2 separate regions of the Homo sapiens genome follow, and region 1 is linked to region 2. A link is a contact called in ENCODE Hi-C data. All regions are on one chromosome and are shown on one strand. Each heading gives the region's core, a stretch centred on a gene start or an enhancer-like site at or near the end of the contact. The rest is flanking DNA. Distances are from core to core; before and after follow the strand shown.

The links. Hi-C counts contacts between places; a loop is a spot of excess contacts on that map. Pooled maps may share reads with other maps.
Region 1: a map of CD8-positive, alpha-beta T cell shows a loop between it and region 2 (5-fold over the local background). The contact joins the promoter of FBXL13 here to the promoter of BRI3 in region 2. A Hi-C loop is called at or near these places in 2 of 168 maps with a recorded cell type or tissue (CD8-positive, alpha-beta T cell and naive thymus-derived CD4-positive, alpha-beta T cell) and 6 of 50 pooled maps.

Annotation. Positions count from the first base shown.
Region 1 is chr7:103,071,096-103,078,089 of GRCh38, reverse strand. FBXL13 (F-box and leucine rich repeat protein 13) reads left to right here and starts at 3,294. Exons shown (of 21, transcript NM_001394494.2): 1 at 3,294-3,394. The coding sequence starts at 3,320. ARMC10 (armadillo repeat containing 10) reads right to left here and starts at 2,950. Exons shown (of 7, transcript NM_031905.5): 1 at 2,679-2,950; 2 at 2,209-2,313. The coding sequence starts at 2,817. RefSeq lists an enhancer at 2,204-2,253 and a silencer at 2,524-3,363.
Region 2 is chr7:98,277,304-98,283,777 of GRCh38, reverse strand. BRI3 (brain protein I3) reads right to left here and starts at 2,092. Exons shown (of 3, transcript NM_015379.5): 1 at 1,841-2,092; 2 at 1,325-1,427. The coding sequence starts at 1,982. RefSeq lists silencers at 1,601-1,940, 2,071-2,580 and an enhancer at 2,277-3,261.

The sequences.
Region 1 (6,994 bases), core at 2,045-4,544, 4.8 Mb before region 2:
CATGAGGTGGCGGTTGCAGTGAGCTGAGATCATGCCACTGCACTCCAGCCTGGGAGACAGAGTGCGACTCCGTCTCAAAAAAAAAGAAAAAGATGAGATTTGGGTGGGGACACAAAGCCAAACCATATTGATGATGAAATGAGCATTTCTCAAGTCTTCTTCAATGATAAAGGAGTAGCTTCAGGAAGAAGGGACTGTGAGCAAATTATTTTTTAAGCTGCCTTACCTAAGATAATGATGATTATGGGAACTGTTAAGTTTAAAAGACTGTCCACATTCATCAGATTGAGTCAGTATAACTGAGAAGATATCTGAGTCCAGGACACCTTCCCAATGTACTTATACAAAAATATCTCTGACATGGGCAAAGACAACAAATTAGGCTTTGTAAATGCTATGATTTGAATGTCTCCTGCGAAACTCATGTCGAAACTTAATTCCCAATGTGGCAGTATTGAGAGGTAAGGCCTTTAAGAGGTGACTGGATCATGAGGGGTCTGTCCTCATGAATGAATTAATCCATTCATGGATTAATGAGCAGGACTGGTGGCTTTATAAGAACAAGAGACCTGAGTCAGCATGTTAACACACTTGCCCCTCTGGCCTTGGGATGCCCTATGCCACAACAAGAAAGCCCTTACCAGCTACGGCCCCTCAATCTTGGACTTCTCAGCTTCCATAACTCTAAGAAATAAATTTCTTTCCTAATAAATTACCCAGTTTCAGATATTCTATTATAAGCAACAGAAAATGGACTAATACAGTAAGGGTACATACAAATCTTTAAAAAAAAAAAGCTGAATTATACCTAGTGGCAAAAGTGAGAGAGACCTTCCCCTTCCACTCCCTTTTTCTTAAAGCATTCCCTCGTGCAAACTTGTAATTAAAAATCCTTTATTGGCCAGGTGAGGAGGCTCAATCCTGTAATTCCAGCACTTCGGGATGCTGAGGCAGGAGCACTGCTTAAGCCAAGTTCAAATCAGCCTGGGCAACATGGTGAAAACTCATCTCCTAAAAAATTGGAAAAATTAGCCAGGTGTCGGTGTGCACCTGTAGTCCTAGTTACTTAGTGGGGTGAGGTGGGAGGAGCCCAGGGAAGTGGAGGCTGCAGCTGTGATTGCGCCGCTGCAGCTGTGATTGCGCCACTGCACCGAGCCTGGGTGACAGAGGGAGTCCCTGTCTGAAAACAAAACAAAACTCCTTTTTCTGCTTCTTTGATACAAATGTAAATCTTTTTGTTTGTTTTTTGTTTTTTGAGACAGAATCTTGCTCTGTCGCACAAGCTGGAGTGCAATGGTGCAATCTTGGCACACTGCAACCTCTGCCTCCTGGGTTCAAGTGATTCTCCTGCCTCAGCCTCCTGAGTAGCTGGGATTACAGGCACCCACCGCCAAGCCCGGCTAATTTTTGTATTTTTAGTAGAGATGGGGCTTCCCCATGTTGGTCAAGCTGGTCTTGAACTCCTGACCACATGATCCGCCTGCCTTGGCCTCCCAGAGTGCTGGGATTACAGGTGTGAGCCACCACACCCAGCCTGTAAATCTTTTTAAAAGTGAAATAAGCATTTGGCCAGTTTTACAGCCCAAGAAAGACTTTCTTAAAAGCTTTGGAGCCTACTGTTCGAAAGCGTACTCTTTGAAACCTACTCTTCCAGGAAGATAGATCCCCAATCTCCCCAACTCTGTGAGTTTTTAGCCTGGGCACCTGGTTCCACATCATAAAGATATTTTTATTTTTCCTCTGGATAAAGGCAATTAGATAACAACCACCCCAATTACCAGTAAATTCAGGATAAACTACATGTAGCAAATGGTACTGTCAAGTCCTCTTACCTAAGGACAAATTATTTTTTATCTTGAGAACACGTATGTAATATGAAATCGGTTCTATCTGTCCAGCTACATTTAAAGGAATTAGAATTCTTCCTGCTATCCCATTAGCAAATTGCCCGTGATGTGTGAGGCAATTTAGTTTGTGCTTATTCAACAATGAAGCTGTTTAGCTCTCTTCTACAATTGTGGACAGGAGTTTCTTGGATGGCAGATATGATATTTTAAATTATTTCCCTAACAGCTTCCATGATGTGAAACATGCCTTTGGAGGGTTTTAATGTACCGATCAACTTTTGGACAGAAACCGAATCATGCATTTGTCCGCTGGGAGGGTGTGTCTCGCGCAGACAACTGTTCCCATTTCCAAAACACACACCAGGCTGCGAGGTCTTGGACCACTGTGACTCCCAGGTACCTCCCGTCTGAGGCCGGGCCGAGCGCCCGCACAACTGACCCTCTGACGTCCCTTCTTCCAGGGCACCTGCAAGCAGAGATTGACCTATGGCTCTGGGCCCCTCAACAGCCCTTCCACAATCGGGAGAATCCCTTTAGTTACACAAAGGCCCGGAGCAAGCTTTAAAATGAGAGGCCATCAACAGGTTTTTAAGAAATCTAATCCTCCGCTGTGACGCGGAGCTCAGGCAGGAAAGCCAGGGCAAGTTTTCATACCAGTATAGTCAGCAAAGGGGCGGCGGGGGCGGCGCAGCACCCTGCACTCACACAAGTACTGCCTCTCCCTCTAGCTCGGCTCCTCATTTTACCCCGAGCACACGCAAGCCACCACCCCGGCCTGGGGAGCCCCCCTGCCCAGTCCCCGCCCACCTGCCGGAAACCCCGGGGTCCCACCTGCGGACTTCGAAGAGCGTATCCCGAGCTCGCGGTCGCCCCGCCGCCGACCCCGGGTCAGCCTGTAAATGCAGTAGCAGGCGCCCGCGCCGAGCAGCAGGCCCGCCGCCACCCAGCCCGCGCCCCGGGGGCCACCCATGCTGCCGCCGCGGCAGAGCCGCAGCGCCGGGCCAGGGCAGGAGGCTCGCGGGGGCCAGCGCGGAGGTCTCCAGCGCACGCGGGCCTAGCCGCCACAGCAAACGCCACCTGACCTGGATGTGGAGAAAGGAAATGGGGTCTGAGCTCCGCCTCCCGGAAACGGCCTAGCTCAAAGCCTATAACCGCCCACTCCAGCCCGGCGCGTCCCGGCGGCTTCTCCCAGGCGAGGCGGGGCGGTGCGGGGCGCTGCACACCGGGAGGGGGGGGTCGGACGGTGCGCCCCACGCGGAGACGCCGGGGCCCGCAACCCAGAGCCGAGCTTCCCGTCTCTTCCCCCGGGGCGTGAAGCAACCATTCCTCCCTCCCGCCCCTGGCAGCGGAGCGCGGGGCGGTGCCACGCCCAGCCCCGCCCCCTGGTTGCCGGGACAACGCCCGCACGCGCCCGGCCCCTAGTCCCAGCGCGGGGAGGGTACTATCGCAGCTTCTCCGTCAGGCCTTGGGCCATGGCCTCGCTACGCAATGCCAACCCGAGGCTGAAGAACTACTTCAAGGAGAACTACATTCCTCAGGTCTGCGAGGTACTGGACACGCGTGGCAGCGGACACAGACCGTCGGTGGGGAGTTAGAAGGGGGAGGAGTCAGGAAAGACTTCCCGGAGGAGGGACTAGGTTTCGGGATTGGGGAGGAGTGGAGGGAAGGCGGGGCAGAATGCGAGAAAGTGAAGTCAAATTCGGACTTGTAGGCGATCAGGGCTGAAGACGCTGATTAGAGAGAAAACAGAGGGTGATGGTGGCTGCACGTGGGGAATGGGTGACATCTCCCAGGGGGAATGAGCACAAGGCCCAGATCGGAAACCCCAAACTCAGATTTTAAGGTTTGGACAAGAAGTACCTGAGGAGTGGAGGAGTGAGAAAGAAGTGCCAGAGAGCCTGAGGAGGAAAATCAGCAGACTGGCATTATGAAGAATGTTGTCAGAAGTAGGGAGTAGGCACTAGTCACCTAAGATAAGGAGCTGGATTCTGCCCAAGGTGAGCCTGAGGTTTCCATGGAGCCGTGAGGGCAGAAAATAGATGGAGGTTAGCGGAGGGAAGAGTGGAAGCTGAGACCTTTGGTCAGTGTAGTCAGCCCTTTGTGAAGGTAAGGACCCTCTCAACCAGGATTGCCTTTAGACAACAGGAAGGACTGCCCTCCTACTGCCGTTATAAGAGTAGGGAAGGAAGACAGGAAGGGGATAGACATTAGGTTTTGTAGGTTTGGGGGTAGGAAGCTGAGAACATTTGCCTTTGTTGACCTCTTTTTTTCTCTACAAATAGTTGGTGAGATATTTACCAAGAATGTGCGTGTTTGAGTGGGGATGGGGATGTTGGTGCAGTAGGAGGTTCGAGCAAAGATACGTTATGTGGAGAATGAGGGAGAGAGATGTCTAGGGAAAGAAAGAGGAGGTCCTACCTGAGGGTAGTAACGCTCCTAGGCGGTTGGGAGGGCAATTTGGTAGAGACCCCCCACCCGTCTCTTTTTTGGATGGTAATTGAGAAATATTTATTAAGATGTTAAATACATGTACCCTTTAACCAAGCATTTCTACTTCTAGGGATCTACTTTAGAGAAATACTTGCACATGTGTTCAGGAGGATGTACAAGGATATTCATTATAACTTTGTTTCATAGTAAAAATAGTAAATGACCTAGAGTGACTAAGCGAATGAGGCATTATGTAGAATAAAGTATATCTGTACCTACTAAGAAGAAATGTCCTCCAAGACATATTATTATTATCATCATTATTATTGAGACACGGGGTGTTGGTCTGCCACCCAGGCTAGGGTGTAGTGGCTCCATCCTAGCTCACTGCAGCCTCAAACTCCTGGGCTCAATTGATCCTCCCACCTCATCCTCCCAAGTAGCTAGGACTACAGGCATACACCACATGGCTGGCTCCCAACACATATTATTAAGTAAAAAAGAAAAAGTGCAAGTTGCTTAGCAACTGTCCATTCTGCTCTAGCTGTCCATTTGATTTCATATATGTTGTATATGTGTTTATGTACATATATGTGTATATATCTAGCTTTAAGACAATAGTGCATGCATAGAACCTATGCCAAACTGTTAATAACAGATGTCTTGTGGAATGGTTTTGGGGGAAAAGATGGAGAATTCTAACTTTTTACTCTGTCCATAGCTGTATTGTTTTAATTTATTACAGTGAGTTTTGTGTTGTACCTCTATACAATTGTGCTTGAAAATATGTAGGGAGAATGGTACCCATCTTCCCGGTTGTGTGATTTTCTCAAGTAGCAGTCAGTAAATCAGATGTAGGTACAGAGATAACCAAGTTGACTTCGTCTGGGATAGGAATTTGCCAGGCATATATTAATAGAATGGAAAGGCAGTAGGTTAGGGAGCTAAGCTCCTGAGTATCTGAAGTGATGGGCCAAGGACTCTAAGGACTCAGTGGGAAATGAGAAAAGGATATCATACTGATACATGGACAGAAAGTGAAGACTCCTCTAAGAGGTGAGTGAAGAGAAGTAGAGGGAGTAATTAAGTGAGGGAGCTGGAAACACAGGAGGTGGGGGTCAGAAAGTGGAACGTTTATATTTACAATTCAGGGTGCAGCCATTCTGAGTGATGGCTCAGTCTGTGATATGGCGGTGGAGCAGGTGGCAGAAATGGACTTGAGTTGAGAGTCAGGGTACATCAAGGAAGGGATGGCCTCTTCTCATCTAGGCCGCCAGTTACTATAACATCACAAAGCTGCAATGAGGCAGTCCCCAGTTCCCCCTCTGGGTGAAAGCATTCCTTCCTTACCAGCTTACTGCATTGTTCTGCACCCATAGAGGAGGCCCTTATATGCATTCTCCATTGTCTAAGATCATGTTCTCCTGAGGAGTCCTTCACTCACCTCTGCTAGCACACTAGCAGGAAGTGCAAAGGAGCAATCCTCTGGGCCCCACACACCCACCTTAAACTCATTACCCATTTCTTCTAAGAGAATATCAAGATGAATTCCATTCTGCCTCATATCCTGTCTGTACATTTATTTATCTGACTCAATTTCCCAGATGGGTTTTATACTTTTTTTTTTTTTGAGACAGAGTCTAGCTCTGTCGCCCAGTCTAGAGTGCAGTGGTGCCATCTCAGCTCACTGCAACATCCGCCTCCTGGGTTCAAGCGATTCTCCTGCCTCAGCCTCCCAAATAGCTGGGACTACAGGCACCTGCCACCATGCTCAGCTAATTTTTGTATTTTTAGTCGAGACAGGGTTTCACCATGTTGGTCAGGCCGGTCTCGAACTCCTAACCTCAGGTGATCCACCCGCCTCAGCCTCCCAAAGTGCTGAGATTACAGGCATGACCCACCACAGCATGACCCACCATGTCTGGCAGGTTTTATACTTTTCTAAAACCCATCTTCTGCAAGCCTTGGAATACATAAATAACCTTTCATTAAAGTTTTCCCTGTATATTTAACCTCTTCTGAATTTCATCTACCTGTCCTAAATAAAACCTGATTTTCTACCTACAATATCATTTTCCTGCAAATCTCTTGAATAGAGACTGATTTTTTTAAAAATCAGGCCTGGCTTGGTGGTTCATGCCTGTAATCCCAGCACTGTGAGAGCCCAAGGCAGGTGGATTGCTTGCCAGGAGTTCAAGACCAGCCTCGGTAACATAGTGAGACCCTGTGTGTACAAAAATTAAAAAAAAAAAAAAAAAAAAGCTAACTTGTCTTAGTGGCTCACACCTGTAGTCCCTGCTACTCATGAGGCTGAGAGGAGAGGATCACTTGAGCCCAGGAATTTGAGGCTGCAGTGAACTATGATTGCACCACTGAACTCCAGCCTGGGTGATGGAGCAAGACCCTATCTCTAAAAAAATAAAAAATTAAAAAACATTTTAAACAATCCTGCTTGGTCCCCTGGGCTTACTGAATCTGTTGATAGATATTTTTCATCCGTTTTAGAAAATTCTTGGTTCTTTTCAAATAGTACTTCTATTCAGTTCTCTCTTTTCCTTTTGGAACTCCAATCGTACATATGTTAGCTTTTTTTTTCTTTTTCTTTACCTTGTTCTACATGCCTCTTTTGATCTCTTCTGCTTTTTCCCCATTTTCTTCTTTTTGAGCTCAAGTTTGGATCTTTTTCATTGATGGTTTTCAAGTTTACTAATTTTGTT
Region 2 (6,474 bases), core at 843-3,342:
TGGGGAAACAAGCCCCGCTGTTCCTGGCAGGACCAGGACCGGAACCCGGCTCCTCCGGCAGGCTGGACACCGGGATGGCAGGGCATGGACAATGACACGCAGGCAGACCCTCTGCTCCTCCATGTTCTGAGTCCCCTCCATGTGCCTTCACACTCACACAGCTCTGCCAGCCCCCCAACCCGGTGCAGCTCCGGGAGAGAACTATGTCCCGAAGGCAGCCAGCGCCCCACCCTGCCCTCCCTCCACCTTCACTCCAAAGGCTAATGTTTCTGCTGGGTGGTGACCAACTGTGTCAAACTGACGTCCCAGTTAGGGTTTGTCACGGGGTCCCTGTGCAGGCAAGCAGCCACAACCTGCCCCCGAGGTCCCAGCCTCTTGTCCCCACCTCTAGGTTGCCCTTCCTTCCCAGGAAGTTGCCTGCTAAGGCTCTGAAATCACTCACTTCCCCGTGACTCCACTCTAGGCCTTACACACACACTTTTGAAATCAAGTCTAAGTCCAAACCAGGGTTTCTTAATTCCATCTCAGTGGCTTCAACTTCCTCCTCCGAGACACAGCTGAAAACCCTGTCCCGGCCAACTCTGCCCCTACTTTCTAAGCAATCTGAACACCCCCAGCTGCCAAGGGTTTATATTTAATTAATCCTTATTTAAATGTGAATCCTCAAAACCTCCACAAAACAAGCCTCTAGCTGCACCTCGGGGCCCTATAAAAACCAAAAAGCGTGTGCAGGTCCAATGCGAGGATATGAAAAAAATAACTCCTGCCTCAAAGAAACACGGGGTTTCCATCCTGGTCCAGCTCGTGGAAGAGCGTTTCAAGCCAACTTTGGATAAAGCAGCTCTTACGGCCGTCGCTTCTCCCACTGAGGTCTGTCCTGCTGGTGCACTTACTTCCAAATGCCCCTTCCGGGAAAATGAAACCTTCCACCACCTTCGACGATCAACTGCAGAGTAAACTTGCGGAAAGTGAAGGAAAAAGCAGACACCTGATTCCTTGCAAGTCCCAGAACAAAGACGAAAGGACCACGAGTCCCGTTGTTACCATTTCTACATCCCAATCACTTGGGGTGCAATGCCCCAAGATCTAGGAAAAGGAATCCACCCTTTTGCCCCCACAAAATGTGTTCAGAGCCAAGGGTGAGCGGACCCGCACTCTCCCACACCGCATTCGGGCAGCCTGTCTGTCCCTCCCATAAAGGGCTCTGGTCAAGATCCAAGTCAAGCCGGACCCACTCCCACAAGCAGAGCTGTGAGGTCCTGGGGGTTAGGGCGGGGGTCCTCAGAGCTTCCAGGGCCAGTCCCCAGGCTGCAGACCCACTCACCTGCAGACAGGACAGCCTCCTACGACCACGATAGAGTTGGCAGGATAGCGGGTGACGGTCCGGCTGTGGATGTTGTAGACCCTGGGATGGTGGGTGGGTATCCCTGTGGGCGGGAAAGCAGGTCATTAGGGTGCAGGGAGGAGAAATCGGACCGCCACGGGGACTACTCATCCTGTCCCCTCAACCTCCACCCCGCTAAAAAAGCCCCCGGTCTTTTCCACCCTCGGGACGGCCACCGCGGGCCTGATTCGGCGCTAATCTGCCAACAGCGAGCGCCTCGTGACACAAAGTTCATCTGGGGCAGGGATCCGGCCCCGCCGGGTTACGACGGGCCCGAGGACTAGAGCCCCGGGGGGGAGGCTGGCCCTCGGCGGCGCCGGGTCCCGAAGCCAGCCCGGGGACCTCCAGCTCCAGGAAGGACCCCCGGGCGGGCCCCACCCGCCTCCGGACCCACGTCCCCCGACCGGGCTTGCCACCTCGGAAGCCGCCGGCGGGGAAAGTTGGTTACGGGCCCACCTGTGACGAGGTAGGGGTAGGGCGGCGGCGGGGGCGCGGCGGGGATGGCGCCGTAGCCGTGCGGGCCGCACGCGTAGTCGCCCTGGCCGGCCTCCAGGTTGTAGGCGGGCGGCCGCTCCTGCAGCAGCGGCTTGTGGTCCATGGCGGCCCGGCCGCGCCCGCCGCTCCGGCCCGGCTCGGCTCGGTCGGCCCCGGCGGGGGACGCGGCGGCGGCGGCGGGGACGCGGCGGACCGGGTGGCTCGGGCCCCTCTGAGGCAGACGCGGGGCGGGGCGGGGCGGGCGCGAGCCGCGGGCTTCCCCCGCCCTCCCGGGCCCAGTCACAAGACCGGGGTCACGTGGGCGGCGGGAGGCGGGGCTCGGGGGCGGGGCCGGCGGGGCGTCTTAAAGGGGCCGCGCCCTCCCGAAGCCGCCCCGCCGGCGGCGCCTCTGCACTCCGCCCCGCCCCGCCGCCGCTGCTCTCTAGACCTCCCGTGGCGGGGAGACCCCCCCCCCCGCCCATCCCCCACGACGACCCAGAGACGCCCCATAGGGTCATGACCTTTAGGGCTCGCGGATGCACCCCCACCTCCCCCTACGCCCCGATCTCCCAGGCCGGCCGAGGTCCCCCTACCGGTGGAGGAGGGGGAGGGCGGGGCCTGAGAGGGGGCGGGGCCGGGTGGGTCCCAGGCCGCCCCAACGCCAGCCCTCTGCCCCTATGATCGCCAGCGCTTCCAGCAATACAAAGGGCACACCCGGGTGTGCACCTCAGCTGCGGCCTGCGCGGTGCTCAGCTGCGGCGCATTCCCTCCGTTTGCCTTTTTTTGGACAATTAGGTGATTGACGGGGGTAGTAGCCAGTGCTTACAAATAACTCCCCCGTTTGGGGACAAAACTATAAATACTGGGCACCTGCCGCGTCTCCTCAGTTTCCCTAATCTTCAGGCAGCCCTGCCAGGTGTTTTGCTTACCCCTGGAGGACAACACGGGATCGGGCTCAGAAGGGGGAGGGATTTGGCTGTGGCAGGTGCGGGTCAGAGCCCGTATCTAAACCTGGGTGTTTTCTGGCCTCGGGGACTGCGTCAGGCGCCCTCGTTGAAACATTTCCTCATACAAGGCTTCACGGGTTGGCCAGGACAACTTTAAAACGAACGATTGGAACGTTCAGGATTGCTTGCGTCCTTAGCGCCTCTGCACCTTTTCAGGGGCACCTGTATCCGTTACTGTATTCTGTCTCCAGTTTTCTCACCTGCATTTTGATATCACCTGCACTGTAGCTCTGGGACGACTACAGCTCTTCTCGAACCGCGCCTTTTTAATTTTTAAAAAAAAAATTTGTAGGGGGTGCTGGGGGGGCTCTCTTGCTCTGTCACCCAGGCTGCAGTAGAGTGACACAGTCATTGCTCAATGCAGTCTCGACCTCCTGGGCCCAAGCCATCCTCCCACCTCAGCCTCCTCAGTAGCTGGGGACCACAGGCACACGCCACCATGCCCAGCTAATTTTTAAAAATTTTTGTATGGGATCTTGCTATGTGCCCAGGCCAGTCTCAAACTGCTGGCCTCAACCAATCCTTTTGCATCAGCCTCCCAAAGTGCTGGAATTACAGATGTCAGCCCCTGCACCCGGCCTTATTTTTATTTTTTAATAAGGGATCATCATTCACATGTATATATACACACACATACATATATATATATATATATATATATATATCTTTTTTTTTTTTTTTTTTAACAGAGTCTCACTCTGTGGCCCAGGCTGGAGTGCAGTGATGCAACCCTGGCTCACTGCAACGTCGACCTCCGGGGCTCAAGTGATCCTCCCATCTCAGCTTCCTAAGTAGCTGGGGACTACAGGTGCACGCCACAGTGCCCAGCTAATTTTTTTTTATATTTTGTAGAGATGGGGTGTTGCTATGTTTCCCAGGCTGGTCTCAAACTCCTGGGCTCAAGTGATCCTCCTCACTCAGCCTCACAAGGTGCTGGGATTATAGGCATGAGCCACCAAGCCCACCTGACCATCATATTTCTTTATCACAAGACCAGCTCTTCGAAGCCCATTCCCATCGATCTTGTACCTGCTGTCCTAGTCATCGTACCCACAGTCCTCGAAAAAGGAACTGAGGGGTGGTCCAGGTACACTAGGGAACTGAGGGGTGGCCCCTGGCACTGATGAACAGCCAGATCAAGAGTGAAGACTGGGCCGGGCGTGGTGGCTCATGCCTGTAATCCCAGCACTTTGGGAGGGTGAGGTGGGTGGATCACTTGAGGTCAGGAGTTCGAGACCAGCTGGCCAACATGGTGAAACCCCGTCTCTACTAAAAATACAAAAATTGGCTGGCCATGGTGGGGGGTACCTGTAATCCCAGCTACTCTGGAGGCTGAGGCACGAGGATCACATGAACCTGGGAGGCGGAGGTTACAGTGAGCCAAGATCGTGCCATTGCACTCCAGCCTGGATGACAGAGTGAGATTCCATCTCAAAAAAAAAAAAAAAAAAAAGAGTGGAGACTGGCCAGGAGTGGCCAAGGGCTTTGGAGCCAGTAGAGGCTCTGGTAGGCAGTGAGGAGGCCATTGTTCCTGGGGGCAGCTGTCCGGGCACCACAGGGTGACAGCCCCTGGCCAGAGAATACTGGGGTGCAGCCTCGTGCCTCATCAACCATGAAGAGATGTGGCTCACGTCAACCCTCCTAACACTTGGTCAACAGGGGCCACCTGGATTCTCCTCCCAGCCTTGCAAACTGCTGAGGAGTAGCAGCTGCAGGCCCGGTGATCTCCTTTCCTATCAGATCAACAAAAGCTGGCACATTTCCCTTCCATTTCATGGCTAATTGTCCCTTCACTGCTTGCCTGCATTTCCTGATAAACCCTACAAAATCCACAGCTCCTGGTCCCCTTCTCTTCCAACAATTGTTTTTGCCCCAGCAATGCCCCTGGGTTTGGAACTCCAAGTCTGTGAATGCTGGGGTGTGACTTTGGGATGTCCCGGCATGGCTTTGACCAGTGCTGCCCTCAGACACAAAGCAGTTCCTGCCCCTCCAAACGTGCAGTGTGCGGAAGATGGAACTGCTATCCCGGGCTCTGTGTGCAAGCCCTGGGGGGCCAAAGAGGACGATGACAGGGACACAAGTAGCAGACAGGGAGCCAGATAGTAACTGTGGTGGAGGGAGCTTTGTATGGCAAGAGGGTTGGAGTTGCCACACACAGGGTGGTGATGAGCCTGGGTGCCTGGAGAGTTCCAGGGCCACAGCCTGGCTTGGAAGGCCAGTGGCGAGTCAGCCCCAGGGACCAGTGGCAGAGCATTCCAGGCAGAGTGAACTGCAATCCCAAAGAGTATACAGTGGCCCATTATATGCCAGGACTTGTCACTTGGTGTGGCCAGAGCCCTGGAAGAGTCTCTAGAAGGCAGAGGTGGGGCTGGCCAGGGGAGGCGGTGCCGGGCATTGGAGTTGGGATAGCATCCTGTAAGAGCCTATTGGGGAACTGCGTAGAGTTTGAACAGGGGAGTGTGAGCATCGGATTTCAGTATTAGAAAAATGTCTTTGAAGGGAGGGGCACAGTAGCTCACACCTGTCATCCCAGCACTTTTGGAGGCCAAGGTGGGAGGATCACTACAGGCCAGGAGTTCGAGACCAGCATGAGCATCATAGCGAGACCCCCCCCAGCCCCCCGCCCATCTCTACAGAAAATTTAAAAATTAACCGAATGTGGTGGCACGTGCCTGTAGTCCCAGCTACTCGGGAGGCTGAGGCACGAGAATCACTTAAACCCAGGAGACAGGTTGCAGTGAGCCAAGATTGTGCCATTGCACTCCAGCCTGGCGACAGAGCGAGACCCTGCCTCAAAAAAAAAAAAAGGAAACTGAAGCACAGAGGGCCTCCATACGTTTCCAAAGCCTCCCAACCAGTAGAGGTGGGTCTTCAAACAACAGATGTACCACACTTAATCCTAGGATCACCCCACACTGCCTCCATGCCAAGTATACAAGAGAAGTATGCCGCCTCTTGCTGGATTTTTTGTTTGGTTTGGTTTTGGTTTGTTTTTTTGTTTGTTTGTTTTTTGAGATGGAGTTTTGCTGTCATTGCCCCGGCTGGAGTGCAGTTGCACGATCTCGGCTCACCAGGCTCACCTCCTGGGTTCAAGCGATTCTCCTGCCTCAGCCTCCCGAGTAGCTGGGATTACAGGCATGTGCCACCACACCCAGCTAATTTTTTCATATCTTTAGTAGAGATGGGGTTTCTCCATGTTGGTTAAGCTGGTCTCGAGCCCCCAACCACAGGTGATCCGCCTGCCTCGGCCTCCCAAAGTGCTGGGATTATAGGTGTGAGCCACCATGCCCGGCCTCTTGTTGGTTTTAAGAGAAATGCATTCCTATTGAAGAAGACTTGGAATACATAAATATGCATATGTTTCGGATTTCCGAAATTCTGCTACAGAGCAGAATACAAAATACAAAATACAGAATACAGAATACAAATACAAAAGTGGATACAGTCCACTTTTGGATTTCTTTCTTGTTTTTTTTTAGAGACAGGGTCTTGCTCTGCTTGCCTGGCTGGAGTGCAGTGGTGCATTCATAGCTCACTGCAGCCTCAACCTCCCGGGCTCAGTGACCTCCCACCTCAGCCTCCCCAAGTAGCTGGGGCTACAGGTGTGCC